Linked DNA regions of Homo sapiens: region 1 is linked to region 2. The links are chromatin loops, found by intact Hi-C in ENCODE. Cell type or tissue: Calu3. All regions are shown on one strand. Links, peaks and the distances in the headings refer to the core of each region. The heading gives the core; the rest is flanking DNA. Region 1 holds the start of LOC105370311 (a long non-coding RNA gene). Region 2 has its middle 41 kb from the start of LINC00410.

Evidence for each region. A loop is a pair of places that touch in the nucleus more often than their neighbours do. Peaks named below come from ENCODE experiments on the same cell type or tissue, not always from the same donor. Only the 100,000 strongest peaks of a DNase experiment are listed, where the experiment ranks them.
Region 1: it touches region 2 in a loop (7-fold over the local background); 6 of 110 quality-filtered maps call a loop at or near these places.

What each region holds. Positions count from the first base shown.
Region 1 is chr13:90,873,239-90,889,635 of GRCh38, reverse strand. LOC105370311 (a long non-coding RNA gene) reads right to left here and starts at 9,321. Exons shown (of 6, transcript XR_931637.2): 1 at 9,257-9,321; 2 at 7,040-7,375; 3 at 4,517-4,618; 4 at 2,281-2,470; 5 at 1,126-1,180. In Calu3, for the core only: no CTCF peak of the experiment used is centred there; no DNase peak of the experiment used is centred there.
Region 2 is chr13:90,959,590-90,975,986 of GRCh38, reverse strand. No RefSeq gene overlaps it. Among named protein-coding and RNA genes, the nearest start is that of LINC00410, 41 kb to the right of the region's middle. In Calu3, for the core only: no CTCF peak of the experiment used is centred there; no DNase peak of the experiment used is centred there.

The sequences.
Region 1 (16,397 bases), core at 5,210-10,209, 86 kb after region 2:
AGAAGCCAAATTAATAGTAATATAAGCACAGTTTTTATTTATTACCTTGACTTGGGAAAGGGTGCTTTAAAGATAGCCAATAGAAAAGGATAGACTCAAGTAACTTTTCTTGGGAATATTTATTCAGAAGGTTTTCTGAAAGAAGATAGTATATTTTCCTTAGTTCTCAATCTACACAATTCTGTATTCAGGTACATTTCTTTGGATTCAGCATTTATTAGATTAATCCAGATCAGCTGGCTCTTTCTAAACAGGACTTTCCAGGATAAGCTTATTTTTGATAGAATTTATTTTTGCCTTATTCAATTTTACCTTTAAATGTACTGGTCTTAAGCCAAAATTAATATTTATTATATCATCATTATCTTGTTTTCCTGTTTTCTTCAATTATATGTACTTCTCTCAAAACACCCATTGCCCAGGTCCCGCCACATACATATATATTTTTATTTTATTTATTTATTTATTTATTTATTTATTTACTTATTTATTTATTTATTGAGACAGAGTCTCACTCTGTCACCCAGTTTGGACTGCAGTGGTGCAATCTCGGCTCACTGCAACCTCTGCCTCCCAGGTTCAGGTGATTCTCCAGCCTCAGCCTCCCAAGTAGCTACTACTACAGGCACACACCACCATGCCTGGCTTTTTTGTGTTTTCGGTAGAGACAGGGTTTCTCCATGTTAGCCAGGCCTGTCTCAAACTCCTGACCTCAAGTGATCCACCTGCCTTGGCCTCCCAAAGTGTTGGAATTACAGGCGTGAGCCACCGTACCCGGCCACACCACATAATTATTTAGATTAAAGGTCATTGTCATATTTTAATTTCGATATTTTGAAAATAATAACGTTGACCTTAATAGGAAGTTTTTTTTTTTTTATTTTATCGCAAAACTATTTATTAGGGGCTGGAGGCAAGGGCAAGAGACTTTCTATGAACCAGAGTCTTGAATAGTCTTATGTGCAAAAACCACTTTCATGTGTATCAGTTCTTGTGATCTTTATAACAATGCCATAAACTAAATTCTAAATTTGGAAGTTATGTTGTATGACAATGAGATATAATAAAAAATGTGCTGGAGTTGAATTATAACACATTCTCTTACATCTCTAATCTGTCTCTTACCTGCATGAAGACTTCAGATAATTTTCTTAATCAACTATGGCAGAGTTTCCTCAATCTAAAATGGGAATCAAAACAGATATTTTGTTCCATTTCTAGGAGTTGAGTGAATCAACTGAAATAATAAGACCTTAGTATCAAGGTATTCTACTAATGTAAATAAGAGCTTTACACTGACGGAGACCAGACATGCATGACTGAGGTAAATCAAGTATGTTTGCTTATTTAAAGGATGCAAGAAGAAGCCAGCTAGTTGGGATATAAAGCAGGAAAATCCACACTATTTTAAGTGATAGACAGAGGATTAAATTCATAGGCACCCTATAAAGCCCTCAGAAGTAAACACACAATTGCAAATGATAAGTCTAAGTGAACGACAACCATATCAGATCTTTTGAGAAAGCTCAAAGTCTTCCTTCTGTGGCCAGGCTTATATACAGATGGCTGCAGATATTCATTGCATCTACTGGGAGCCATCTTATTTTAGGCAGGTACACCTTACAGGTCTTGGTGTAATACAATAAACATTGTGAACACAGACTGGTTGACCACAGGGCAGTGCTCTCAGGAACAAATGGTCCTCATTTATCCCCCAGTATTCCTAGTACTCGCTTAAACTTAGAACTGCCAAATTAGAAATAGACTTAGTTACCAAGATGTCCTTACTCCACAGCCTCTTAGATTAGCCCCAGAATATATTTTTCAGTTCACCACGTTACTTAATATTTTCTGTGTATGTGGTCTTAACCAATCTAAAGAATTTGATGTTTAAACTTTCTTCTACACATCATGTTCTCTGTGTCAGGGAGTCAGATATCTAAATTAGGCCTCAAGGGTTTCAAGAAGCAATACGGGACAACTGTATCTAATATCCTGTTACCTAACTTACAAGATGACAGTTTCTTCTGAATTCTTGCCTATTATGACAATTAAAATACAGAACTTTTGGAATCTCCATAATTAGGTAGGCAGCCATTTTATCCTGTTCAGTTTATAATCAATTCCTGTTGTGCCAAATCACTAGAAATTGGAAGTTCATTGAAAATGCAAACGGTTGCATATCTATCCAGATAAGGCTGCAAGATGAAAGATATTATAGTGATTAACAGTATCTAAGTAACTGTACCGGAATTCTTGCTTCACATATAAGATACTTACATGTCTTGAAATCCCAGGGAGGAACCTCAGCTACGGTTCAAGTGAATGATCCCAATAACCAACGCTAGTTCATTTGGGAGAGAAGGAGAACTGTGCTTCTGGACGTTGTGAAGGACAGTACTTTTATTCCTCCAAGTGAAGTCATTCTCCCTCCTCCTCCATTCCCCAGTATAATGAAATTTCACAATATCTGTCAAAAATATTTTCACTAATTGATTTGAGTAGTAATTTTTGGTCAGGTCAGCTATAATGAGGAAGTAATACTCTAACTCCAGATTTAAGAGGGATCAGGGTCTTAAAAAAATTCTATATTGCTGATCAGATTAAGCCTATTGTGTATCAGTTGAGATCTAACCTCTTTCTCCAGGCTCTTTCCTTGAATAACTATGCACTGTAAAGTAATTACCATCATTGGTCAAACTAACCACGGTCAGTCAGGTCCTTCCACAAATAGGTATTTTACTTGAGTTGCTTTTGAGACAAAAAAAAATTAAAATTTTATAAATGTCTATATTATTTCCTATGTTTTATTTCATCTTAATAATCTAACCAAAGCTTTATATTTTTCTGATTTTTTTCAGGTAGTTCTAGAATACTGCTAAGGAAGGTACATGTTTGCACTGATTTGGGATGATCTATTTACTAGTAAACAAAGGTTGGAATATAATAAGGCAAGCCAGGCCACAGGACATCAATAGCAGAATTTTAGAGCTTCATTCACACTGCATTTCAAACACTTTTACCAGTACATTTTTAATAGTAATGGTAGAGGTGTCTACTACTTATTGAGTTCCTACTGTATCAGGTACTTAAATGTGCATAGTTACTCAAGGAAACGGCCTTGTAGGAAGAGGTTAGATCCTAACTGATACATAACATGCTTAATCCTATAAACAATAAAGGCATTCTAAAATAAATGATTCTTCGTATTCTTTTAAATTATCATGAAAACCCTACGAGTTATGTGTAAAATTATCCCCCCTTCCTTTCTATTTCCATCCCTTCTCTCTTATCCTTCCTTCCTTCCCTTACTCTTTTTCCATCTTTCTATCTCTCTCTCTCTTTTACATTTTAGTTGAGAAAATTTGGCCAATCTAGACATAGCATGTAAATAGATCTGATCTCTTTATACAACTGCTTTATGGAAACTGAGAGGCTTAAATATCACTATGTGAAGGACTATGGTAAAAGTGAAGTGGGTATCATTGAAAGGGTTCAAGATCTCCTTCCTGTGGGTGACTCTAGGAGCTAAAGTTAAAAATATTAGACTCATTAATAATCAAGGTGTATGTATAGATGATATGTATAATGATTGATATATATAGTTGTAAAGGAAAAATTCAGAGAAAATATATTTATATTGCTTTTTCACATTTTATTTTCAAGGGCATAAATTCTAATTAAGCTAAAATAAAATAAGTATTATAATTTCCACTTATAGTAATTATATCTTTGAGATTATTGTATTAATTCTAACAAAATGATCTATTTTTACTTATGATCAAGTTTAAGGTTCTATTAATGGCTAGTAAAGCAAGAAATCTAGCTTGTTCTTTCCTCTTTGAAAAATCAAATAAGGGGCATGAACTAAGTTACACTCATGAAAATATGTAATGCAGTAATAGTAATAAAAATGACATATTTTCAGTAAAGATAACCTTACTAAAATATTACAGGAAAAGAAATTAGTAAACAGAATGTAATTCCCTCCTGATATTGAATCCTTTACCTAGTAAAATGCCTAAAACATTGCCACAGAACATTAATACCCAGTTTTGACTGTTCCAAAAATTCTAAAAAACTACGGATCAAAACACTGCAGTCAGCCATCTGCAGCAGAGCCTTTAAAAGCCTCTTAAACTGGCAAGAGACCACATTAATCAATTTGTGATTTATATTGGACTTATAATTGATTTCATTTGAAATCATAAATATAGTTTCCATTAAAATAGACATACACTCCTAACACTGTAATAATGCACTATTCTGACAATATAGAATTGAAGTTCAAGTTCATAAATGAGAGAGCTGGGTTCAAGTAGCTGACAAAATGCAGAATGAGATTTGTAACTAGCTCTTGAAGGTAGGACCGTAAAGATGAATAGAGACAATTGAAAGTACTTTTGCATCCCAAATAAATTATTTTAAGTACAGTTCTGGAGGAGACTCTTTCTTAAATGATGGCTTTTATTATTTAAGCATGATTTGTAATATAATTCTCTTCCGTTAAACGTACCATTCCTCTTTTGGGGCCAGTATAGAGATGACACATTTGAAATAGTATTTTTATTGTCCTACATTGTAGCATTGTCTTCTGCTTCTACGTCTTAAATATTACCTGTAAACAATCCCAATGAACAGGTAATGAGTGAGCAAGTGGTGATATTAAATAACCAAACAGAATTGTATTACATTAGAGTAGAAAAAGTTAGATAGATAATCCAAAAAATAGTAAATTTCACATATTATCACATTATTATTCAATAGTATGATTGAATTGTACAAAACAGAATGTTGAAAAGGCTCAGAGTAACGAATATAGTCAAGAATATTTTTCAAAGAAGGATGATAAATCTAGGTAAAAATTGTGTACGGTTTCACTTCAAATTTTATTTCTAATCATCTTCTGACAGCATAAATGAAAAGACATTTTGAATACAGAGGTGATGATGGGGTCTCTTAATATTCAGAAAATTTCATATTTCTTCAGAATGTCTAGCAATGAAAATGTCTGAGCTGCTATTTCCATGTTAGATCAAGCAGCTGCTACAAGTTGGTTCCGGTGTTTTGAGAGCCCCGTTTCCCTACCCTTTAGTGAACATCCTCCATGTTAAGAGTCCTGGGATCTGAAGGCCCTCTCTCATCCATCTCATGGAAATCTTAGCCCTTCTCCCTTTCTCCCTTGAGCCCACGAGAAGCCCTTCTGACAAGGCACTGAGTCTCAGCTCTTCAGAGGGCACCCGGATCCCCTCTTACTTTGGCAGAATCCTCATTTCCTGTGCCAGTCCAAGCCTGACTCTCCTCTCATGTCCTGTTCCAAATCCAGCATAAGAGGACATCTGTAATGGCCACTACCAACGGAAGCCCTTGGCAAGTTCATTCAGCATAAAGGGGAGTGAGAGATGCTTATTCCACAGGTGTGTGTGTGTGCGCGTGTGTGTGTGTGTGTGTGTGTGCTTGAATGTGAGAGAGTTCCTCAGCATACCTTACCTCTTCTGAACTCCTAAGTAAATGAATTAATAGCATTTTTTTTTGTCTGAAATCAGTCACTAACTACTGTTTAAACATTTCTATGGGGACATGTACATTGTATTCCAAGAAAATAAAAAAGTATAAAAGTTAAATTGTGATGTTTTACTGCCTTGGTACATCGGTCTATAGATACTACAAATAGATTATCAATTACAAAAGAATTACAACATTTTAAACATACTTAATATGTAAGTGGATATTATAAATTTAATTTTCACTGATGCTCTTTAGGGTTATCATTAAAAGTATCATTTTTCAAGGAGGGGAGATATGTTATAACTCCTCCTACTACTACTACTATTATTATTATTATTATAGCAGTGTCATCTAGTGGAATGAGCATGAATGACAAAAATAACCTACATCACTGGTTTTCTGGGAGGAATAACTGAGTGAATGCACCTAAATTTCCTCTCACAGTTCCTGGTATATTTGTCAATGCTCATGATAGGTCTTTTTTTTTTTCTCGATGTGGACAATTATGGGTACTTTGGATTGTGCCATTCACTTATTTGCATATATTTTACATTTTCCAAAATAAATTATTTCTTCTGGTAATCAGTGAAAAATACTCAGTACAATGTCTGGCATGTAGTAAGCACTCCACAAACATCAGATATTGGTATTTATATTAATTATACATGTTATTTTCAATTTGCCTTCCTATCCAAGTCTAGGTTGTGAGCATTTTCTCACTTTACTAAAGATTCCTCAAAAATAATTTTACAGGTATATTAGAGATTTAATATTTCTTCTTTATTTCAATTTTTAAAATGCCACAATGAATGTTCTCATACATAAATCATTTTGTAGTGTTCTGAGTTTTATCCCTGAGGATAAAATTCCAAAAGTCAAATAGCTTTTTTAAAAATCATTCTTCCTCAGCATGAGAAATTCAGAAAGAATAGGAAATTTCTTCAATAAATTTTTATTTTCTGATAGTTGCTGAATATTGTATGTTTAAATTACATTTATACTCTAACTTCTTTCATTCTCATTTATCTGTTTCAAAATAGACCTCACAGTTTTCTTAGCAGTCTATATCTTTTAATTTTGGATAAACATGATTTGAGTAGCTTGTTAAAAAACAAACAAACAAAATTCCCCCAAAATCATGCACCCAAAATACAGTGTTTCAATTGAATATAAAAGCTATCTCTAAGCTCCTTGTCGGACTAAGAGAAGAAGGAAATATTATACTAAAATGTGATAAAGTGTTCAATAACAAAATAATATTAGGGTATTAGGGGAGACGATATTTTTACTGGGTTCAAGCTGCAGAGAATATTCTCATGTGGACAGTGCCATAGGCCGTGCCCAGACTGGCTGTGATCACTTCTCTCTAGACCTTCACACTATAGCTCGTGTGGCTGCACGGGCCCACAGGCTGGTCCTCCACACACAAGGTAGTTGCATTGTGATTGGCCACGCATGACTCCTAGTCATAGTTACATAATTTGTGGTCCATGAAGCATGAAATAACTGGAAGTAAAGTTAAAAGTTGTACCTGATATCTAAATCCTTTGATCCCAGTTGCTATGGCTTGCTAAAGGCTGGAGTTCCAAGTGACATGGTTGAAAGAAGCAAGGCAAGCTCCTTCTCGGGAGGGGGATGTGGCAGAACTCCTTGGACAGGAGGAGTGCCATTGCCACCAGCAAAGCATGTGTGCCCAGGAGGACCTAGGAGTCCTGAGAAGCCACACGCAACCCACATTGCTGAGCCTGCTAGACTTTGTCGAGAATACACTCTTTTAGCTCATCCCAATAAACTGGAAGTTTACATGTGAGACTGCCGATTTTCTCCAGGCCTCCAACCAGGTCCTCTGTGAATTAGTTCAGATGCGCTGCGGGATATAGTAAATGGTATAACACATGAAGTCAAAGGCAACAATTTTATATAACTGAAGCAAGAGTACACGTGTAACTTTTTCTTATAAGGATCTTAGTAGTGTTAGATGACAAAAATAAATTTATGGATGAGTCCTTTTAGGATATATTAGATTTACAAGTTTAAACATATTTATTTATGAAACATACAGGACTCTTGATATATGCTATTATATATTGTGATTGTACACTTCCAAAACTTTTAAAGAAAGTTGCTTCATCCCCACCCTCTGTTTCCACACCTCCACACCAAGGAATTTACTGGGATTAATATTCTATAGTTTATCATTTTGGGATTAATGCCACCTTAGGAAACATATTTTTCATATTTTGTACATTGTTACAGATAGTTGAAAAAAGCCTCATTGTTAAATAAGATGCAGTGTGTGTGTGTGTGTGTGTGTGTTTATATACACATGAAATGAAAGTGGGGTGATTGTATTAAGCCGTTCTTGCATTGCTATGAAGAAATAGCTGAGCCTGGGTGATTCATGAAGAAAAGGGGTTTAATTGGGTCATGGTTCTGCAGGATATACAGGAAGCATGGCATTGGCATCTGCTCAGTTTCTGGGGAGGCCTCGGGAAGTTTTTACTTGTGCTGGATGGTGAAGCAGGAGCAGTCACATGGCTAGAGCAGGAGCAAGAGAGAGTGACGGGGAAGATGCCACACACTTTTTTAAAATTATACTTTAAGTTCTGGGGTACATGTGCAGAAAGTGCAGGTTTGTTACATAGGTATACACGTGCCGTGGTGGTTTGCTGCACCCATCAACCCGTCATCTACATTAGGTATTTCTCCTAATGCTATCCCTCCCATAGCCCCCTCACCCCCTGACAGGCCCCAGTGTGTGATGTTCCCCTCCCGCCACACCCTTTTAAACAACCAGATCTCATGAGCACTTACTCACTATCACAAGGACAGCACCAAGGGTATGATTCAAAACCATTTATAAGAAATCTGCCCCCATGACCAAAACACGTCCCACCAGGCCCCACATCCAACACTGGGGATTACATCTCAACATGAGATTTGGAGGGGACATTCAAACTATATCAATAATATTTGTGGATTTGTGGAAGGTAGGCTCATATGGCCACTTGTTGAGGACTTTTGACTGGCAAGGCAGAAAGCAATCTGGGTCCTTGATTGAATCAAGAAGAGCAGAGAAGGAGGCAGCACATGAGGGGAGACTTTGCTGGAGCCGAAGGACAGAAGACGTTGAAGATCGCAGTCTCTGTTTTGCTAGAGCACACCCATTCCACTTCAAGAAATGGCGTGTGCCTGTAGTCTCAACTACTCAGGGAACTGAAGCAGGAGGACAAATTGAGCCCAGGAGTTTGAGGCTGTGCGATGATTGGACCTGTGAATAGCCACTGCACTCCAGCAAGACATTGAAGGTTGAGATACTGTTGAGACATGGATTGACCTGATATTGTAGGAATGATAAAACATATACTCGAAATTGTCAGTGTGCAGTGACTACAAAAGTGAAAAAGACAACAACCAGGACACTTTTCTTTTATTAATGTTATTTCCAAAATAAAGAAGAATTCCTGAACTAAAGTCTTGCATGCTTTATTCTCCATTTAAAACCATTGCTAGTCACAGCTTGGATGTATGCAATAAGCACACACACATTTATATGTACCATATATGCATCATTTGCCATTTTTCTAGAACAATAGATGGCTATGTATCCATGGAAATGCAAGCACATTCAAATTGATCGTAAATCTACAAACTGTATTTACTGAATAGACTATGTATGTTATGCGCGCATGTGTGTTGTGTTGTGTTGTGTGTGTGTGTGTATGTGTGTATGAAGATATAAACTTACCCTTTTATTATCCAGTATGAATTATTCAGGATGCCTTGTTGATAAAATATTCTGGGTATGGTTTATGGGTTTAACTGAAACATAAGTGAAAAAGTAAAATTAATCTGAATAAATATAGTCAAGTTTAAGAAAATTTAATGGCTACCTTACTCAAACAATGATTAAAAATGAATTGTTGATTTATTTAAGGAAACCAACACATAGGTTTATTCAAATTTCCATTTCTGAATGCTCTCTATATAATTTCTTGCTAGTTATAATATCCTTGCTCATTTTGATTATTTGGCAAACAAGTGTTTTTGGAAGGCACAACTTAAATATACTAATATGCATTTATATGCTATTAATTGAGAAATAAGACATTTCCTCTCTCTCTATATATATATATATAGAGAGAGAGAAGATATAGATACTACTGTAGTCCTACATTTATATATTTTCACTTTTTTTTAAAGAGATGGCTTTAAGTTCTGTTAGTATAAATAATATATAAATTTGATATAAGATAAAGATTATATTCTTATTTCTGACTGAAATCCCATTTATATTTGACTTAGATATAAAAACTTAAAGAACATGAACTATTGTTAAACACAATGACTTCTTATTTAGCAATTATACAAAATATTTTTCTCTTAGGATAAGAGGCTCTTAGGATAGACAAGGGCTGATTTTGATCATTCAGCCCAAGATGGGAAGAGAAGATTGTGTGCAGGTGAATAGACAGAGGGACTTATCTATCTGTTCTCTCAAGTGCACCCATGTAATGGTTTTCAACCGTGGTTCAACACTTAAATCAGAATATTTGGGAGCATAACCAACTTTGGTATTTTTAAGCACTTCTTAAATGGTAGCAGTTATGTGCAGACAGAGGTGAGATGCTCTGAAAAGAGAAGCTCCTTCTCACCAGCACCCTGTAATTCTGAAGGGAGGGAATGCCTACTTTATAGGCAAAGATGGAAATCTTGAGGTAGAATAGTTTTTCCTATTATACAGACTGGATCATCACATTTTTGTTGTTTGGGCATGAATCTATTTGACAGAGAAGCCCTGAAATTTTTTTCTGCTAAAATTCAAAGCTTTATAACCAATATTGACCTGAAACAAGCCCAGGGGGTCAGGGGAGAGAGAGTTCATATATTTCAAGAAAAAGTATTTTATATACAGGAAAGGCGGCAACAAGGAGTAGAAAATACCTTTGAATTTGGATGGAGAAGGCTGTAAGTCCGAGTCCCACGGCTGATTCCGACTAATTGTACTAACTGTGTAGAAAATCCCTAATGTTTTTTCTACTTCTAAAACTTCACAACTCTCATTTGGTTTTAGAACCCTCTTAATTCGGTTTTAATTTCCTTTTCTCTTTTAGCCTCACCTTTCTCTTTGCTCTCAAGGTGTTCCCTGCAATTATTTATTGTTTATTTTAATAGCCCTCTCTAACCTTTCCCTTTGTGCATTTAAACTTAGCTCTTGAATGTGTAACCCATAAAGTGACCTACTTGCTTTTAGTTGTAATTTTATACATAATCAGTTAATAATAGGGTTTTAGTATCTAACACACTTCCTTTTTTGACATTTTATTCAATTGAATTTGGAACAGGTCTTTCATCCAAATGAATGAATGGTAAATTTTCAGTTCTCAATGCTAGGTCAGGAAAGAATAAAAATTAAGAAAAGATACCCTTTCCAAACGTTAATAAGTATATACTTAATTTATGTAGCAAAGTAGGTATGGCTTTAGATAATGGGTATTTTAAATAATACCCTCCCATAATTAAGCTAGTGCTGGAACTTTCTCTCCATATAATTCCCAAACCCTTTCAATATACCATAATTCAACAATATCATGTTCAAGTTCCATCTAAATAGATATCCTTCTTGCTACTTGTGATTTAAAAAATGTGTTTCCTGTGGTTAGTTAATAAACATATAAACAGTTTCAAAAGAATGAAAATATAATTTTATATATTGTGTGGAAATCTAAGTACATAAAACTTAATGCACATGTAGCATCTAATGTTCAACAGGAAACACACATATATCTATATCTAGGAACTAAAATTCACTGTGTATCATAGTGTGTTGAGACCTTAGGAGTCACATAATTCAAAACACAAATAAACTGTCTTCTTTGACATGTGAGCAATTCAATTTATCCAGTCAATGAAGAATAACACAGAAATGGAGTGGGAGGTATATTTCCTCTCAATTAACTGTTTTCTGGTTGTTGGTTTTAGATTGTTTTCTAACAACTTGATGTTTCTAATAAATTGTATTCTGCTGTGTTCAGTTGTGCCCCTTCTAATCTACACTGCTGACAGATATTTCTAAAAAGGCAAATTACATCATGTTACTTCCTAATTATTATCTTTATGCAGCATCTCGTTGCCTGAAGCATTGATTTTCAACACTGCCTACATATTAGACATGGAAAACAAAACAAATTAAAAAAAAAAAACTCTTGACGACCAAGCTGCTTCCTAATCTTTACTGTTAGAGCCTGGCCATAGTCATTTTAAAATTAGAATCCCCTGATGATCCAAATACAGTTATTCTTGGGAACAAGAGGCTACATCCTCAAACTGATTTCTTCTGCGTGGCATGTAAGTAGGATGCTGACACCAGAGTCCACCTCTCTTGTCTCCAGATTCTCTTCCCAACTGCACTTCATTTTCAAAAGTACATGAACACACACAGGCACACACAAATGCATGCATGCATGTGCCAACATCCTACATTCAGTTGCTTTTAAACTCCTTCATGTTTCACAAATGAGCCTCAGATGAGATTTAAAATCTGGGTAAATGTGGTCAACAGAAGTTCTGGATCATCCAGCCACTCAGTCAGAGGCAAGTCCAAGAGGACTCTGCTTTGTTCAAATGGCTTGTCCTGGTAGAAAAGAACTCTGCCCCACCTACCCCTCCCTTCCCTGCATTAGAACCCGAGCCTTGATCGCACCAGAACAGGTAGTGGACCGACCACACCATCCCGTGCATGCTCAAGACAGCCAGTTGACTGGACTTGTAGAGTAAAGCTGCCTCTACACCCTAGGGAAGGACCATGTTATGTTTCCTTACTCTGAGCTGCAATCACCTGAGGACCAGATAAGAAGCAAAGCCCAGATGTTTATTTCCAGCATCCAATATTTTACATGCTGCTAGAATTCTGCTAGTCCTGCTTATCTGCCCTCCTCCACAGATCAGTTGGAAAAAATATCCTCCAAGATTCATGTCCTGCTTTGCTCTAGAACTAGCGAAGTGCTTTGTTAATATTAGGCTATAAAATTTGTTGAAAATGAATAACAATAACAGTAATAATAGCTTCTTATGTACCAGGGAGTGAACTACATACACACTGTTAATATGCCATCTTCTATATTGTAATTTATTATAATTTTTATTTTTTAAAAAAGTCTATATGTGAGTAGTATTATCTCCATTATACTAATGAGAAAATGGAAAAATTTAGGAAAACGAGGTAACTTGTTCATGAAAATTATCATCATTATCATTGCAAACTAATATTGACTGAGTTTTCCTTCTGCTAGCTACTATACCAAGTGCCTTACATATCATAACTCATTTAATTTTTATGACTCCTATAAAATTATGTACTAATATTATCCCAGTTTTGTAAATGGGGAAATTGGGACAGACAGAAGAAAACCTGCCCAAACTCACTCAGCTATTAACAGTCAGAGTTTGGGTTTAAGCGTAGCCAGTTTGGTCTCTGACCAGTGTCTTAATTATAATGTAGTGCATTGTTATTTAAACATAGTACTATGACTTTAACTCTCTTATTTTATCCACTATTTAATGAAATAGAATCATTATCTGACTCGCAAAAATTATTTGTCTTCTGAAAATTGGAAGTAATCTTTTTTAGTCTTTCATGTAACACACAAAAATCTAGATTTCAGAAATGAATATATGGAGAGAGAAATATATCTAGGGTATATTGAATTCAAAAAAATGAACATGAGTTTTACTATGACCTGAGAATTGTAAATACATTTAATTAATAAAACCAATTTAATTAACAAAAGGATTTTAAAAAACTACACTGTATTAGTCCCTTAGAGAACTTTATTCATTTGCACATTGGTGCAAGCCCATTGCCCTATATTTGGGGGGATATTTTAAGAAACGATCTCCATGAGTCTCTGTGCTTTGCTTGTGCATTTTTGCTGTTAAGGTGGTTGTTTATGATATTCCAGAGTGTTTTCTTAATTGGAACCATTGGGGAAACATCTTTCTCATCTCATTTTCACTGAAGGTTGTGCCTCCCCTGAGAAAATGAGTTGCTTTAATCTTATGAACCTGTGAATGATGTAGCATATTTTGATTACCCCTTTATTCTGGCTAGTAAAAATCACACAGGCAAATTTATGACATAGCTTAAACAAATATTTAGGGAGTTATATCTCAAATTTGGTATATTATCTTCAATGCAATCTGTACTTTGCATTCCTACATCTATTTCACTATGGATGTTAAAATTTCATGTAAGCTAAGGCTATGTAAATGTAATTATTAGTGTCCATATTGGCAGATAAATTTGCCTTATTCTAGTTTGCTTTGATTCTATCACACTGGAAATAGCACAGTTTATTTTTTGGAGATTGAAAGCACTGAGTATCTAAAATGGAAATAATCAAAATATGAGGATTCTTAAATTTGCAGGATACAGGAAAAGGAAATGTTATTTTGCCTGGAGGGACTAAGTGTGCAAGTATGACAACTATATTCAAATAGTAATAGCTGTGACCATCAACTGGTTGTTAATGTCTAAGTGCACAAACTCTGGGGCCAGATCCTTGGGTTCAAATCCTGCCTTTTCCTGTTATTGAAGGAACCCAGTGAGTTGCTGAATGTCTCTGTGTCCCAGTTCTTTTGTTTGTATAATGGAGATAATAGATCCTACTGTACAGGGTTTTTGTATCAATCAAATGAGTTTAACTATATAAACTTCTTAGAACTGTGTCTATAAGCACTATAAAAGTGTTGGATATTATTATTTGTTGAATTTTTCCCACCTGTTGATATTATCAAGAATGATGATATGAGTATGGGTAGAAAGAAAGGAATGAAGAGGAGTTAATGTTTTCAACAAATAGAGAAGAATTAATGGGAGGTCTGTTAATTATTGCTTCAGGGAGCTATAGCCAAAGTAAGTCCTTTAAGACAATTTGTAATTTAAAGCATGGGTCCCCATCACTGGGCCTGTTAGGAACAGGGCCACACAGCAGAAAGTAAGCAGCCTGACAGACAGCATTACCAACTGAGCTTGGCCTACTGTCAGATCAGCGGTGCCATTAGATTCTCATAGGGGCTCGAACCCTATTATGAACTGCGCATGTGAGGGATGCAGGTTGAGTGGTCCCAATACGAATTTTACTAATGATGATCTGAGGTGGAATAGTTTCATCCCAAAACCATTCCCCACCAAATCTCCACTGGTCTGTGGAAAATTGTCTTCCATGAAATTGGTCCCTGGTGCCTAAAAGGTTGGGGTCCACTGATATAAAGGACAAAAAAAAAGATTGGAAGTCATAGTAGGACCAAGCACGACAATATTCCCACCCTCAAGTTCCGACATACAGAGGTAAGAAGAAAGTCTAGCTTCCACCTAAGGGGGCTGCAAGGAAACAGTATTCTCTCAGAAACCAGTTTTCAATTAAGAACTGGTGATGCAAAATTAAACAAATTTGAAGGTTGCAGGTATTTAATATTACCTAACTACCTACTCAAACTTACAGTTTTCAAACTACCTTTCATGCTAACCTGTCATTCTCGGTGCTGACAGCTGCTATAGGTGTGTTTCTTAATTATTTCATTTCTTTAATAATCCCTCTTTGGTTTTCATGTACATTTCAATCTTCTTCTGAATAATGGCTAGCTGCTTAAGTTTTTCAGGTGTTAACTCCTCTGACCTTTTGCTATGGTTGTGTTTGGTGCGCCATGTAAGTGTGTCCTTTTTATATCTGAAGTGGAAACCACTGCTTATTTTGTATAGTCAGTGCCAATGTGAAGGAAGCTATTCTTCCCTAGTCTGTATTGGGACGCCAAAAGGGGAATTATTGAGGTTATTGCTTGAATTTTATCCACTTGAGGAGAAAAACATATTACTCTAAAAATTCATCATCTTCTAGATGCCAGACCTCATCAAAAACACTACTCAATTTAGAAAGAATTGTGGAGTAGAAGAGAAATTAAGAGATTGCATTATTGATTGGGAGGCATTTAACATCTTCTTCCCTTTTCATACCATAGGAAGCTGAGGGAAAAAAAAACCAACAACAACAACTATGGGTCCACATTGATTTTATTTGGTGTTTGGGGCATTAAAAAATCAGAGATGCTGAAAATATTTAAGACACCTGGAGGCCATACTAATCAATATCCTCCATTTCATTGTAATGTTTACTAAATATATCCTTAAAGCCATAACTCAATTTTGGGTATAAGCATGAACACAGCTCCACCCAAGAGGGCTGCAGGGAAAAGGTATTCTCATGGGAGCTAGGTTTCAGTTAAGGTAAAAAGGTGGTAGAAAAACTAAAACGTATTTGAAGGAAAATTATAGGGACTTGGTGGTGGTTCCACAGGAGTTTCAGAGAGAACAGTGGAAAAGTTTTACAGAGCTCAGGTTAGAAATACACAGAAGAGTAAAGTGGTAAAATACAACAGATGCTCTGGGAATTTTGGGCTTCTGGAAGTCAGATATGCATAGCAAAAAGGCATGATGGAATTAGTCTCAAAAATTGTTTAAAAGGAGGCAATCTATCAATTCACGGTAGATTGAATTGGCTTCATGAAATGGGGCTTCTGAACAAACTACTGCCTCCTGGGACCCTGAATCATGGATGGAGAGGAAGAAAAACAATCTCACAAGGAACACTTGGTAAGGTAAAGACATCTGTGATATTGTTTTCCTAGGCAGATATAGAAGTTGTGGCAGCACCAGAGAAACATGCTAAGTGATAGTCCTTCAGAAGATTTATTTTTTTCTCTTCTGTTCATGTTGTTAAAATTAGAGAGACAGCTGGACATCGTGGCTCACATCTGTAATACCAGCGCTTTGGGAGGCTGAGGTGGGAGGATTACTTGAGCCCAGAAGTTGAAGACTAGCTTGTGTCAAATAG
Region 2 (16,397 bases), core at 5,477-10,476:
ATGCAAAAATCTAGATGAATGTTAGTGATAAGTGGAAAAAGCATTTTTTCTCTAGAGAGATTAAAAATTGGAGGGCATTGTAGCTGTTTGCAAATACTAGGTTGAGTTTTGCCAAAAAAAAAAAAAAAAAAAAAAAAAAAAGAGAGAGAGAGAGAGTCTATCTCTGGTCCTTAGAAATCTAGATGGAATTAAGCAATTCATGAGGAATTTATAACTCCGTAAACATTTTCAATGTCCTTAATTCCAGAATTCCATTCATGAAGCTCTCCTTCCTGCATGCGTGATTTTAAACAAAGATATCATAGTAACCTCGCTTTGAATTTCTGAAATTCGGTACCTATTCTTTGTTCTTTCTTTTTCCTTAGGGTTGAGCTAAGAATGAGTCTCAGACTTTGAGATTACTTTTAAAATAGAAATGAAGATCAAGAAAGGCTACATTTGGCAAAAGTGCATGGAAGAAGGTAGAGAAATATGACACAGTATCTGAAGTCTGGTCAGCTTTGTAACTATCTCCTTCTGAGTGACATCTTGCGTTTCATCAGCCATGAGTCTGAAGATCAGCCTCCATGGAAGAATGCCCGAGGCAAGAGTTTGCAGGGGTGTGTGGAGGTAGTGAGAGTTGGCTTTATAGATTTGAATGGATATTGAGAGCAAAAAATAAAAAAAACACAGGTGCAAAACCAAATGTAAAAGGAAGGAAGAAATTGCCTTTAAATAATATGTGTTCATGACTTGCAGGTTTTGTAGAACAATGTTGTAGGTGTTCTGGAAAAAAAAAGAAATCAAAATAATAGTTTCATGACTTGTGACAAGAACAAGAAGATTAAAGAGTAAGCTGGGAATGAGTAGGGTAAGGGGGAATGGGCCTATTTGGCCCATACCTTTCTTTAGTAAGGCTTAAGAGAGGACTGAGGCATTTATTTGTACAGATGGCAAATCTGAAATCAAAGGAGCATGACACTTTGGAGTTAAGTTATCCCTGGCCTTACATCATGAAATGCGCTGTAGATCAAAACCAAAGCTCTGCCTAGGCTTAAAATAAACTATTTGCTAGAAGCAAACATTCATGTGGCATTTCTGAATTTTGATTAAATTCATGTCAAGAGATTATGAGTAGTCTCTTGAATCTAAAGACCCTTTTGCAGTTGGCAAGATTTACTGCTTCTGAGGACAACATAACAGTAGACAAGTTAGCAGTGCTATTGATGGCAGTCGATGTGTGCTGGCAAAATAAACATCAATCTACTAAGTAGGATGACAGCAGGAGGTACCAGAAGACTGTAACAATAGTCTTAACTGTAAGAAAATGCAATTTCCCCTGCTGTGTTTTATGCCTAGTTTTATATGACTTCAGCGTTATACAAATTAATATTTAATGCAGTTCAACATCATGCTTGTCAAAGAGTAGCACAGGATATAAACTGCAAAATCACACATTTTTTTTTCTGTTTGACAGAGGATAATATCATACCTTTTCCTGTTTTTCGTTGCAGCTGCTTCAAGCTCTGGGGTTGCCTCACCATCAAGGGATCCCCTTTTACAACCAATATTGTTATGTTGATCACACTCACCCAGTGAAGGTGAAAGGAAAGCAGATTTTGTTTTCAAGTGAGAAAAAATACCATGAAATACCATGGATTACTTGAGTGTATTCTGTAGGGGAATGGATTGAGACAACATTGCAATTAAAACATGGACTTCCATTATTTTCTCTTATTCTAAATTTATATTTGAAAAATATAATTTCAGAGGGAAGCACATGCTAAAAACCCAGAAAGACTTTCCTCGGCTTGTTTTCTGTTTTCTAATATGCTTGTGGCTTGGTCCTAGGGCAGGAGGATGGGCAGGTCAAGGAAAGTGTTTAGTAACCTCCTTTCACCTAAAGGGAAAAGAGACAGTGAGCTCATAAGCAACTGAGTCATGATTTACAACAGACTTCCCACTATCCATAAGAGGTGGGTGGTAGCCCCATCTATTAGGCTTCTTGGGAAAACTGAGACACTTTTTCCTATTTTCTTAATTTGAAGTTAACTTAGTTATTTTTCTTACCCTGCAGATGGGTTGGTGCTTAGTGAAACTTACCTGTCGTTTGTCAGAATGGCCATGGGTACATAATTGATGATGACCTGTCATAGGCAAAATAATGAAGCAGGCAAAGTTTATCATTACTTTTCATCTACTTATCCTTTCTAAATTCCTTTTCACATTTTCAGGCCGATTTTCTATGCTTATTATCAGTCCTTTGCTCTAACCAGATCAGTTTTCATGTGGAAATACATATTCGGAACTTTTTTCTTTCCTATTAAAATTTTCCCTCAATGTCCTTGCTTCAACTGAATATTAAAGGAATATTCTGGTGGAAAATTTTAATCTAATTTACTCTATAGTCAAAAGCATTTGTCATAATTAGCCAGATTTCTACCATTTCCAGGCATTAGGGGTAGCTGGTGAGAAAGTACTATGGTCAGAAGGGGTCTTCCCAATAGCCTCATAATTATCACACATGGAGAGTGATATAGCGTAGTCATAAGCTTTTGTCTCTGTATAGCACCTCCTTCCTCCAAGTTTCTCAAACTGGAATACGTGGAATCATCCTTGATGCCATTCTTTCCTTCACATCCCCCATCCAATCACTGGCAAATCCGGTAAATTCTGACTTCATATCCTGAATCTGCCACTGATCACCACCTTCAGTGTGATTCCCTTTTCACTTGTCCTTTGCTTTAGTCTCCTGACTCAGTCATTCTAAAATGGGTAACACCTTCTTCTGGAAGCACTTTCAAAACCTATGGGGCTGTATTCATTGATTAGAGGGGTTGAAGAAGATATTAATCCTTTACCGAGCAGTGGGGGCTAGTGATGCACAGGAAAGTACACCAGAATAAATAATTATCCTTCACTCTGCTTGACTTTTAAGTGCCTCGCATTCTTGGTCATGTCTGAGCCTAGAATCTCATTCTATTTTACTTACAAACATAAAGTAGCTTGGCCCCATGTTTCCCCCGCTAAAATACGTAGGATTTTTCAGGAATATAACTGCTGTGTAAATTAAAAGTTTAAGTGTTGTTTGAAACTTTACTAGGATTATTTTCATCACTTCAGACGATGACATTATTATTGGCCATGCAGTTTTTTTGTCCTTGAGTTGCCAGTATAAGACATCTGGATTGGTCAGCTCTTTTAGCTTTCATAATTTTGGTACACATACACATGAGTGTCAAAATCTGATCACTCATTACTGTTTTTTAATGTATTTTTTGCAGAAAAAGACATATGTCAAAATAAATGGTTTTTAAAATAAATTGTTTTTCATTTATTGCTCATTTGTATTATAAATAGGAATTTCAATTTTTGATAATTTTTTTTTTAATTTTTAGAGAGACACTCTCACTATATTGGTAGGAGTGGTCTTGAATTTCTGGCCTCAAGTGATCCATCTTGGCCTCCCAAGGTGTTGGGATTACAGATGTAAGCCACCATGCCTAGGTTAAATTTTGATTTACTTTGGTAATCATTTGTGTAGGTAGTTCAGATTTATTTAAAATGATTAAAAAAAGGGCATTTATGTTTGTTAATTTAAAAAAAGCACTGGATTTTTGGGGTTGAGAATCACCCTCCTAATTGGTCTCTTCTTTTTCCTCCCTACTGACAACTCTCCCCATGGAAGCCAGAGTTAGCCTATTAGCACTGTAGTAGACTCTGCCGTCTTCTTCACCATAGTTCTCAAATGGCTCCCCATATCACTTAGACTAAAATCCCAAATGAAAATCTGTGTGGTCTTTCCCTAATATCTTTGCTGCTTCACCACCTCCTGCAACAACCCCAACTCATTCGTCTTTAGCAAATGCTGATCTCCTTGCAACTGTTCTCACACATCCAGCAAACACCCACCTGGGAATATTTGAGCTTTTTCTTTTGCAAGAAATGTCCTTCATCCAGATAGCCTGATGGCAGTGCTGGGCTCCATTCAGGTCTCTGCTCAAACATCTTCTTTCCTATAAAAAACAGTGTTTAGACTCCCTGACTCGATCTTTTCCTTCACTTTGATTTTACTTTTTTCACAATGTCCATTAGCTCCTAATATATTATGTACTTATATATTTTTTGTCTCTTCTCCTCAGTACAGTATAAGAAATAGGATGGCAGAAACTTGGTCTGTTTTATTTCCCACTTTATCAGTGATGCCTAGAATGGTGCTGGCACATAATGGTGACTGGATTGTATTGCATGAATAAGTGAGAGTCTATGCTTTCAAATTCATTTGAATCCTGAATGTGTCATTTATTGAGTGTGAGATCATCTGCAATTCAGCTTAAAGTCTCAAATATTACATCTCATTTAAGATGCCCACTTCATAGGATTACCGTAAAGGCTAAGAAGCGTAATTTACACAAAGCCCTTATGACAGTGTGTGAAATATACAAATATTCAATTTCAAATACCATATATTTATCCTATCTATCCATCTATCTATTATCTATGTATCTAATCTAATCATCTAACCATTTTTCTATCCAACTGTGTATTTGCTTATCCTCATATGCTCTCTCTCATAACTGTCCTGCTTCTTCTGACAATTCACAGATTTGTCAAATTCACGCCAGTGTGCCTTCAGTCATGCAATTATTAAGATTTGTGCACCTTGTGGGTATGCACAGGGTCTGGAAATGATTCTCTGAAGAAGACAGAAACTTGTATTATCTGTTAGATGTAATAAAAATATTGATATAGAAAAATTCTCTGGGAGTAAATAATACATAGTATCATATTATCATTAGTCTATTCTGGAAAATTTTTTCACCTAATTGATCTATTTTACTGGATCTATGTTTTCTTCTGTATCTGCAATTATTATAGAAATTTAATTCATGAAAATGTGTTTGACTGTTGCCAGATAGGACAAATTGACCATGATAATGTTGCTACTTATGCATATAGGTACATTTATACAATTATTCAAGTAATTAGACAAGTTTATTTTCAGTAGGAGCAATAATTAAAATCATATTTCTAACAAATTGAATGAAAGGATTTGGTCGAGTAAAGACATAGAAGTAATCAGGCACACAGATGACTTCCTCAGTTCTCTCACTTTTAATCCTTCTCTTTTTCTGTAGTTCATCCCCGGGATTTTTGCCTTATCTGAGTCATTAAGGTAAATAGCACTTTGTAGTTTATGTTCCCGTTTAGAAAAAGACAGTGCAGCCCGCTGCCAGAGCTCATTTAATTTTACATAAACATGCTCTTTAATAGTCTATTTTGGAAAAAATGGATTCATCCAATAAATCTTCGACCAACAACTGTTCGAGAACAATGTTAACATCATGCGCAAGAATGCTATGTTTTCTAGGATTTGCCATTTTCAGCGGTTGAGAATTACCATACTTTGTAAATGGAAACACTACTACTAAAACCAGAATGCTACCAATAGAATAATGTCTTTTGTTTTCAAAGTCAATATACTAGAGAGATGTGGAAATCATAATAAAAGCGAGAGATTTTGTGGTAAGGTTATCTCGGGGTAAATGCTGCAGCTGCATGTGCTGCTGGTGAGTATTCTCGGGGCAAACAGGAAAAGAGATAACTTACTGGTTATATGCAGGCAAATGTCTGGTTACTAAATTACAAATATGTTGCTCCTGTTACTGAAGTTTGGGTAAGAAAGTTACCTATTTTTGCATATATCATAATTAAATATTAAACATAAAAGGCAATGACTATTTTATGCATAAACTGATTTCTTAGAAAAAAATTCAAAACCAATTGCAAAATTATTTGTGATAGTGAAAAAAAGAAACAATTCAGTTCAAAAGGAGATTGTTTTTCAAAAGGAGAAATGCGGCATAACTGTGTATATTCAGTATTCTGTTAATTAAAACATACATATTTACCTCTGTATTTCAAACTGTTGAGTGATTTTTACTTCGAGATTGGAGTTGTGAAATAATTTTATTTTCTACATATTTCAACTTGATAAAGTTTGATCATCATATAATAATAAATCAATGCAGGTTATAATCCTTTGATATAGCTAGATAAACTTTGTAGAAAAATTATACTGGCATTAAGTATACTTTTCTATAATTTCTGAGTTGGAAGAGCTTATAAATTCAGTTCTATACTTCTAGGAAGAATGTAATTTGTAGCTCACATAAATAGAGTACTTGGACAAGCTATTTAACCTTTCTAAGCCCGTTTTCTCACTTGTAAAATGAAGATATAAGAGTAACTACCTCAAAGATAGTAAAACTGAATAGGAGAATTACTACTCACACTAAATGCCATGTCAAAGAAAACTATTGGCCTGACTTTTAAATCAGAACAAGAAAGCCCTTTCAGAAGAATAGGGGACACAGAAGAAATACTGATTATTAGTGGTTGCAGCCTTTGCCTGCTCTCTAGAACTTCGTGTCTGTTTCTTCTTTCATATACTCAAATGGACATTATTATTCCACAGCAGCTTCTGCTGGGCCTTTTCCCTAAGCTCACTGGAAACTAATATTTTCTCTTCAGAAGCTAGAGGAATTTGTCCAGCTTTCCAGCAAGCATCTAAGAAAGGTTAAATACCGTTGCTCTAGACAAACTCATCCCATCAGGACTTAGTACCAAATGTGTAACAGAGAGGTGTGTGTTCAACATTGAGTCACAGAAAAGACAGGAACGGAGCTGCGTCCATTGTAACCCACTGTGTGTAATCAAAGTCTCCCCAGGTTTTGTGTTTATGTGACTAAAAAAGAATAGTCTCATTCAAACAAACATCTTTATAATATTGGCTCATTGCCTCCCACTTGAATAAAAGCAGAGCCTTAGCTCCTTTCCTCCCCTAAATCTTACTAATTATTTATGAAAGTCTCGGGGTTTGTTATATATCTATGACTGGCACATCATATTCTTCCACAGCAAAATAACATATTGACATTTACTGCCTAAGTAGTCACTGGTGCAAGCAACTTGCTTTGGCATCTATCCTCTGCAATAAAGAGAAACATTCTCTACAGTTCTAACCTTGGAACTGTATTTCCCGGATTCTGACTCCCTGACTGGCAGGTTTCAAGTTTGATTTAGATTTTGCACTGAGATGTACTTATGGAGGATTTGTAAGGTGAAAGGATGCAAAGGTGTTTTCTTCTCCCTCAGTGGTGGCAGTTGGTAAGTAGACTTCTGCAGACACTGATTTTTGCTATTGTAGAGTTCAGTGTTCTGCTGCCTGGTTTCAGGCTTTGGGGCTGTGGGCATTTGGGGAGTTGGCAGCTATGTCAGGAGGCTTTTTCACCTCTGGGTGGCAGCAGAAGTTTTCTGATCTCTCACAATGGCAGTAGTATAGCTTGAAATCTAATAGAAGCCCCATGACTTCTGTTCACCCAATCCTTCTAACTAGTTTGTACGCATCACCTTCCTTGTAATAAATCTCTTTCCATACAGAAATATTAGAGGAGTCTCTGGTTTTTGCCATGGATCCTAAAAGACATTGCTTTATTTTCATGCCCCCAGCCTGATGGTAATTCAATGTCTCTGCTCCTTCAATTTCTGGTTCTGCACTTCTCAGAAGCAACAGAAAGAAGAGTATAAACACACAGGAAATTTCTGTGGCCAGTCTGGGAGCAAGCATGCACCATTTCTACTCACACTCCATTAGAAGTCAGTCACATGCCCACATCTAATTTCAAGTGAGCTGGGGAAAGTTAATCTAGCTGTGGCCCAGGAAGAAGAGGGAATTAGTTTTATAATCAGCTAGCACCCTCCAACACGTAGAGTTTTAATTATTGTGTTTTAGCTGAATTACTACAAATTGTATCTTTAGAGGAAATTTCAATATGTTCAAAATATATTTCTTCAATATCCATTATGGATTCTCTGAACTGCAAATGATATCTTCCCATTAGCTTTATCTTATAACATTGTCTGAAATATACTTCTATGGAAATATGTTCATGTTGGGACATGGTAGTCATATACATCTATAAGTTCATTTAAAACATTACTGAACACTTTTCTATCTAATGTTTATATGAAACAATCACTATTGCAGACAAGCTCTTTATGGTCATTAACTCAAGAAAAAAAGAATAACAAAGTTAATTCAGCCAAATTACTATCATAGTGCAATTTGCTCTGCATATTTCATACTTCAGTATATGAGGTCATGACTCACTTCTGTTTATATGAGACTAGAAGAATACTTTTCACTGACTTCCTTTTATGAATATGAAGAGCATTAATGTGGCAAATAAGATGGACTCACAAGACAGAGCTTATTAACTTACTATGAGTCAAAAGAGCCTCTCATTTTAGAAGATGATGCTAGAGATAAAAGGATAAGAACAAGAAGAAAATTCACATTGGAATCAATCTTTTAAAAAATATAGTGACAGAACTCTTTACTTCAGTGACTTTATTTCTGAGACAGAGTCAGGTGTTTCTTGGGTAATAGACACAGTAGATTGTTTCCTGTATTACTCTCCTCTCATCTTCTAAAATTGGAGTGTTTTTATTTCTATTCAGAGAAATGAAGAACTAGCACTGCTTCTGAATCTTTCCACCTTCAGGACCCTGAAGTAAGTCCAAGATGTGCTGGCAGGTGATTTTAGGTCAATGAAACTGTCATTTTCTCGCTAAAGAAAGGAAGAAACTCTATCTTCCTGTACCACGGTTTTCCTTTCTTGTTAGTGGTTGGCTGAGCATTGTGAACATAACAGTTGGGGAAACTAGGAAGGGAGTGGTAATTGTTGTACATCGTGCCCTTTTTGTGCTTCTTTGTTCCTAGGCTGTGATCTCATGATTTGTTCCAGGGAACATTCACGCTCTCAAAGCTGAGGAAGAAAACTTACGGGCCAACAGGGATTTTAGCTGATGTTTTGAACATGCAAAAATGGTGCTGTTGGAAATAACCAAGACACATGGAGCCAATCACCGTGTAATATTCATGATTATGTAATAAAGTGATCGTATTTCTAATCAGTTTAGGATATGGGCTAAATGTCTAAGTATAAGGCATCAGGGAGATAAATGACGATAACAAACTTTTCTTCTTTTCACTCCCTTTCACAACCCACAGAGTAGTTCCTTGCTTGCTGAGCTGTGGGGGTCACCTTTCCCTATGCCTTCAAGGGTCCCACCTTTATACACATTGTCACAGTGTGATTTGCTTTACCATGTGGTAACTCACATAGCAAGCCCACCTCATCTTTTCACATCAAGTAGATTGGTGAACCATGAAACAACAGCACTACTATTTCATCTACATATTCACGAAGAGGCGCTGCCTCTTTGAGGCAAAGTCTAGAACAGAATTTTCCTATGATACCTGGTAGGTTGCACAGAACTATAGCAATCAGGTGTGAGACCAACAAAACATAATGTTCACTTCTTTCTTTTTTAAGAGACAGGGTCTCACTCTGTTGTCCAGGCTGGAGTGTAGCTGTGCAATCATGGCTCACTGCAGCCTCGAACTCCTGGACTCAAGGGATCCTCCCATCTTAGCCTACTGAGTAGCTGGGACTATAGGCACACACCACTACACTGGATAATTTTTAATTGTTTTTTTGTAGAGACAGGGATTTTTTATGTTGCTTAGGCTGGCCTGGAACTCCTGGCCTCAAGCAATCCTCCTGCCTCAGCCTCCTAAAGTGCTGGGATTACAGGCCTGAGCCACCATGCCTGGCCCACAGTGTTTATTTCTAAAAGGAGTCAGGGACATTCCAGTGTAAAACTGGTCATATAGATCTTCAATCGCATAGCTAAGGTACTTTTTGAGTAGCTGGGTATCTCATAGTAGTCAAGGAATATACAAGCATACTTCAAAGATATTGTGGGTTCCATTCCAGACCACCACAAGAAAATGAATACCACAACAAAGAGAGTCATATGAATTGTTTGGTTTTCCAGTGCGTATAAAAGTTATGTTTTGGGGTCGGGCGTGGTGGCTCATGCCTGTAATCCCAGCACATTGGGAGGCTGAGGCAGGCAGATCACGAGGTCAGGAGGTCGAGACCAGCTTGGCCAACACAATGAAACCCCATCTCTACTAAAAATACAAAAAATTAGCTGGGCATGGTGTTGGGTGCCTGTAATCCCAGCTACTTGGGAGGCTGAGGCAGAAGAATTGCTTGAACCCAGGAGGCGGAGGTTGCAGTGAGCCGAGATCACGCCATTGCACTCCAGCCTGGGCGACAGTGCGAGACTCTGTCTCAAAAAAAAAAAAGAAAAAAAAGTTATGTTTTTACTATACTGTAGTCTATTCAGTGTGTAATAGCATTATCTCTAAATAAGAAATGTACATAACATAATTTAAAATGTTATTGATGAAAAATGCAAACAATCATCTGGGCCTTAAGTGAATTGTAATCTTTTGCTGGTGTAGGGTCTTGCATCAGTGTTGATGATTGCTGACTGACCAGGGTGATGATTGTGGTAATTTCTTAATATAAGACAACAATGAAGTTTGCTGCATTTATTGATTCTTCCTCTCATGAAGGATTCGTATATAGCATATAATGCTGTTTGATAGCTTTTTACTCACAGCAGAACTGCTTTAAAAATTGGAGTCAGTTCTCTCAAACCCTGCTGCTGTCTTATCAACTAGGTTTATGTAATATCCTAAATTCTTAGTTGTCATTTTAACAATGCATATAGCATCTTCACCAGGAGTAGATTCTATCTCAAGAAACACATTTCTTTGCTCATCTATCAGAAGAAACTACTCATTCATTAAAGTTTTATCATGAAATTGCTGCAGTTTTGTCACAGCTTCAGGCTCCACTTATAATTCTATTTCTTTTGCTATCTCCACCACATCTGCAGTGACTCCCTCCACTGAGGTCTTGAACTCCTCAAAGTCACCTATAAGGGTTGGAATCAACTTTTTCCAAACTGCTGCTCATGTTGCTATTTTGACCTCCTTCCATGAATCATGACTGTTCTTCATCACATCTAGAATGGTGAATCTTTTCCAGAAAGAAAAAAATATTTTTCCCAGATCCGTCACTATCTATGGCAGCTATAACCTTATGAAATGTATTTTTCAAATAATAAGACTTGAAAGTCAAAATTACTCCTGGATCCACGGGCTGCAGAATGAATGTTGTGTTAGGAGACTTGATAAACAGCATTGATCTCCTTGTGTGTTGCCATCAGAGTTCCTGGTTTACCAGGTGCTTTGTCAATGAACAGTAATATTTTGAAATAAATCTTTTTTTCTAAGCAACAGCTTTCAACAGTAGGTTTAAGATAGTCGGTAAACCATACTATAAACAGATATGTTGTCATCCATGCTTTGTTGTTCCATTTACAGAGCATAGGCGAAGTAGTTTAGCCTAATTCTTAAGGGCTCTAGGATTTTCAGAATGGTAAATGGGCATTGACTTCAACTTAAAGGTTTAACTGCACTAAACCCTAACAAGAGAGTCAGCCTGAGCTTTGAAGCTTTGAAGCCAGGCATTGACTTCTCCTTTCTAGCTATGAAAGTCCTCAATGGCATCTTTTTCCAACAGAATGCTGTTTTATCTACATTGAAAATCTGATGTTAGTGTAGCCGTCAATTGTCTTAGCTAGATCTTCTGGATAACTTGCTACAGCTTCTCCAACAGCACTTGCTGCTTCACCTTGAACTCTTAGGTTATGGAGACACATTCTTTCCTTAGACCTCACAAACCAATCTCTGTTAGCTTCATAATTTTCTTCTGCACCTTCCTCACCTCTCTCAGTCTTCATATAATTGAGGAGAGTTAGGGCTTGGCTGTGGATTTAGCTTTGCCTGAAGGGAATGTTACAACTGGTTTGATCTTTTATCCCAATCACTCAAATTTTCTCCGTATCAACAATAAGGCTGTTTTGCTTCCTTATCATTCATATGTTCCCTGGAGTAGAATTTTTAATATTCATCAAAAATGTTTTCTTTGCATTCACAACTTGGCTAACTGCTTGGTACAAGAAGCCTAGCTTTTGGCCTACCTCAGTTTTCAAACTGCCTTCCTCACCACTCTTAGTCATTTCTAGCTTTTGATTTCAAGTGAAGTATGTGTAACTCTTCCTTTCACTTGAATTCTTGGAGACATCATAGGATTATTAATTGGCCTAATTTCAATATTGTTGTGTCTTAGGGAACAGGGAGGCCCGAGGAGAAGGAGAGAGATGGGGGAACAACCGGTTGGTGGAGCAGTCAGAACACACATAACAAGTACTGATTAAGTTTGCAGTCTCATATGGAAACAGTTTGTGGTGCCTCAAATCAATTACAATAGTAACATCAAAGACCACTGATCACAGATCACCATAACAGATATAACAACAATGAGTTTGAAATATTGTGAGAATTACCAAAATGTGATACAGAGACACAAAGTTGGAGAACTATTGTTGGAAATATGGCACTCATAGACTTGCTTAATGCAGGGTTGCCACAAACTTTAAATTTGTATAAAACGTAATATCTGCAAAGCACAATAAAGCAAAGTGCCATAAAACAAGGTGTGCCTGTGTTACCATTCATGGAGAAGCCTGTGGGAAGAATTTGAAGATATTTCTATTTCTTCATGTGCAATAGAATCAAATACCTGCCAGATGGAAGTAAATACTGTTCATTGTTTCCCATCCACTTATCCACTGTACTTGCAGTTATTCACTTTTCCTTTTATTATTTGTTGGTTATATGTTAGAGTCATATTATGTTAGAAAATTATACACTTAAATCTTTTTTTCTTTTTTTTTCTTTTTTTTTTTTGAGAGGAGGTATCACTCTGTCACCCAGACCGGACTGCAGTGGTGCAGTCATGGCTCACTGCAGTCTCAATCCTGGGCTCAAGTGTTTCTCCCATGTCAGCTACCCATATCCCAGTGTGGCTGGAACTACAGGCACGCACCACCATGCTCAGATAGTTTTTTGTGTAGTTTTTGTACAGACGGGGTTTTGCCATGTTGCTCAGGCTGGTCTTGAACTCCCGAGCTCAAGCAATCTGCCCACCTTGGCCCTCCCGAAGTACTGGGATTACAGGAGTGAGCTGCTGCACCTGGCCCATTTAAATTTTCTTAATGTAGATAACATGTAAAGGATATACAGTGTGAGGCTGGTAGGCAGATAGGCAGGTAGATAGATGCAAAAAACTTGTCATAAAATGCCAAGGTTTTGAAGTTGCTACATACCATAACATATCCTGTCTTATATACCACCAATTTGAAGAGTGAGGTGTTTTGGGCATCTCCATCTGAAACTCAGAATAAATTTTCCCAGAGAAGTATCAGTTAAATAACAAATGACATGATATACCGGAAAGAGAATAGAATTTCAAGCTGAAGAGCATTTGTTTTCATTTCAGCCTGGCTACTTAGTTTTGGTACACTGATTTGCTTTAATCATTTCGGTTTTCTATCTATCACACTGGTCATAAACATCAAATGAGGTGATGTCCAACAAATAATTTAGTTAGCTTTATAACGCCTATAAAATTTAAGATATAATCATCAATTTTTAATTATGTGTGGCATAATTAAAATAATATTTTTATGGTTTTATTTCTAAACTATTTATGACAAACTGTGAATTAAATTAAGATTGGTTCATGTAGGTGTGATTTAAAATTATAAATTAAATAACATTAACTGTTGCCATTATCAACCACATTAACATCTCCCTGAAAGTGGAGTCTATTTTCCAACTTATGTTCCTAATATCTATACTAATTTACATATAGTTGATACTAAATAAGGACAATAGGGTAAAAAATGGAGACCTGTCAATGTGTAAAAATATTATCTAGAAAACAAAATGAGTATTTCAGAATATTATTTAAAAATAAAATATCAGTTAAAATAAGCTGACTTTTTAAAAAGTGAAATTTGGATTGTTGAATGATCATTTGGAAACAAGTATGGGAACGGTCTTAAAAAGCAACCTAAATTTTTAATGAACCAACAATTTTTTTATTATACTTTAAGTTTTAGGGTACATGTGCACAACGTGCAGGTTTGTTACATAGGTATACACGTGCCATGTTGGTGTGCTGCACCCATTAACTCATTATTTACATTAGGTATATCTCCTAATGCTATCCCTCCCCGCTCCCCCCACCGCACAACAGGCCCCAGTGTATGATGTTCCCCTTCCTGTGTCCAAGTGTTCTCATTGTTCAATTCCCACCTTTGAGTGAGAGCATGCGGTGTTTGGTTTTTTGTCCTTGCGATAGTTTGCTGAGAATGATGGTTTCCAGCTTCATCCATGTCCCTACAAAGGACATGAACGCATCATTTTTTATGGCTGCATAGTATTCCATGTGAACCAACAATTTAAATATAAAAAATTAAATCCTAAAATAACTAGCAAAGAGTCCAAGGATTATATAAACTTGGAGAGTAGAAGGCATTTCTAAAGATAATACTGAAATTAAAAGACAATTAAGAAAAGTGATGATATGATTTGACTACATAAAAGTTAAACTTATATGTATGGAAATTAAACACAATAATATTCAAAATATGGATTATACAGTTGGAAATTTTTGCAAGATTTATAATAAATGATGAGGTATTAGTCTTAATATTTATTAATAATAGTAAAACAAAGAGAAATCTCCAACTGAAAATTTATCAATGAACATCGTGTTAATCAGCTTTGCTGCAGTAGCTAATGTTATGGCTTACCATAATGTTTTACAGTGGAACTTCAGGTCTCTGTGGGCTGATACAGGTCTGTTCCATGTTATTTTACCCAGGGATTCAGACTGTAGAAGCAACTTCCATTTGGGATGTGCCATTGTTTTCACAGAAAAAATAGAGCAAGAGTATTTGTGGTTTTATGCCATGGCTTTCTAACTTTCTACTCATACATGAACAACATTATGTCTTTTCACGTAAGAGGGGATAAACTATTCTCAATGCCATCAAGGCAGAGATGTATACAATTTCTGCAGAAGGCTTTAAAAAATCATATGGTATTAGGTGTAGTTGTAGAATCCATATATAAAAAAGGGGGCAAATATGTGGAACCAATAATAAAGGTTATCATCATAGATACGGACAACTCATAAAAGTATAAATAATAATTGGCCAGTAGTATAAACATGTGTAGCCCAAATAGTAAAAAATGCAAATGATAATATAATGGTGCCTCTTGGTACAGATGAGGAAATAAATAATTTTAACTTCTCTGATGATGATTTGATCATAAATATCAGTAACTCTACTTCTAGCCTCTCTTTGATTAGAATTTAAGATTGTAAGAAAATAAATTTCAAAAAATTACTACAAGGACATTTATCACAAGGTAGCTTATGAAAGCACTACACTGGACATCTACTCGATGTCCCATTGAATTGCTGGGAATTGTTGAAATAAATTATAGCCCACTCCATTTAATAAAATACTACAATGCCATTCAAAATTACAGCCTGAAATTGTATTTATGATGTCAGTAAATTCAAGATCTTCAGTCCGTTTTGTGAAATAACACCCCTGAATCAATGAGTTTACCCATTATATTACCTGTGCTTGTTTCTAATTATTCAAATAATGGATAACTTCTTCTTTGAACAAGTTTGCATTTTTAAAATTATTTGACAATGAACAGACAGTGCATAGAATTAAAATTTTTTTAAAAATTGGGTCTAATGCAAGTGCATAAATTTTAGTAGATGTTGCCTTCAAAAGACACAACATTTTGTCTCTGTGTTCAAATCTAAAGAAAAGACAAGTTAAAAACAGTGATCAAAGCTGGCTACTCTGGATAACCCCTTCCAAAGCTTTGTCAAGTGAAGCATTTTTAGACATTTCAGACACACACACTGTGCACCATTCACTTGCTCTCTGTCAGAGTCTTCTGTGTCCTATAATTTTAAACTCTAAAAATACTCAGTGGTGAAATATTGATTTTCTCTCTAATTTTGCTCAGACTTTAGTTGGATGCCTGGTAAGGATTTCATTCTGAGATCAGTACTTGACCCTGCGCTTTGTTCTTTAGTAAGGAAACACATTGTATCTTTATTCTTCCACCTCAGGTAGTCTATGTCTTTTTCTTGGCATTCGTATTGTCACTGTGCATCAAAACCAGGAATCTTATTTTACTTTAAAATCAGCTAATGATAAAATATCCAAGGTGTTTACAGATTTTCTAAGAAAGCAAGCACATATTAGCTATAAGGTAGAAATCATATTTATTATTTATTTATTCATAGGTAAATTGCCATGAACTAAACTAAGCAATGTTTAAAAATGTGTAAAAATTCATCTGAATATTAATTATAATGAGTAACTAAATTACAATCTCCCTGAGGCCCAGAGATGTTATTTGCTCATTTTAAAAATTTATACATCGTATTTAGTATGTAGCTGGTACATTATGGAAGAGAATAGAAAGATCAAGGAACACACACAAGCATATGTAAGAATTTAATTCATCATTTTTTAAAACT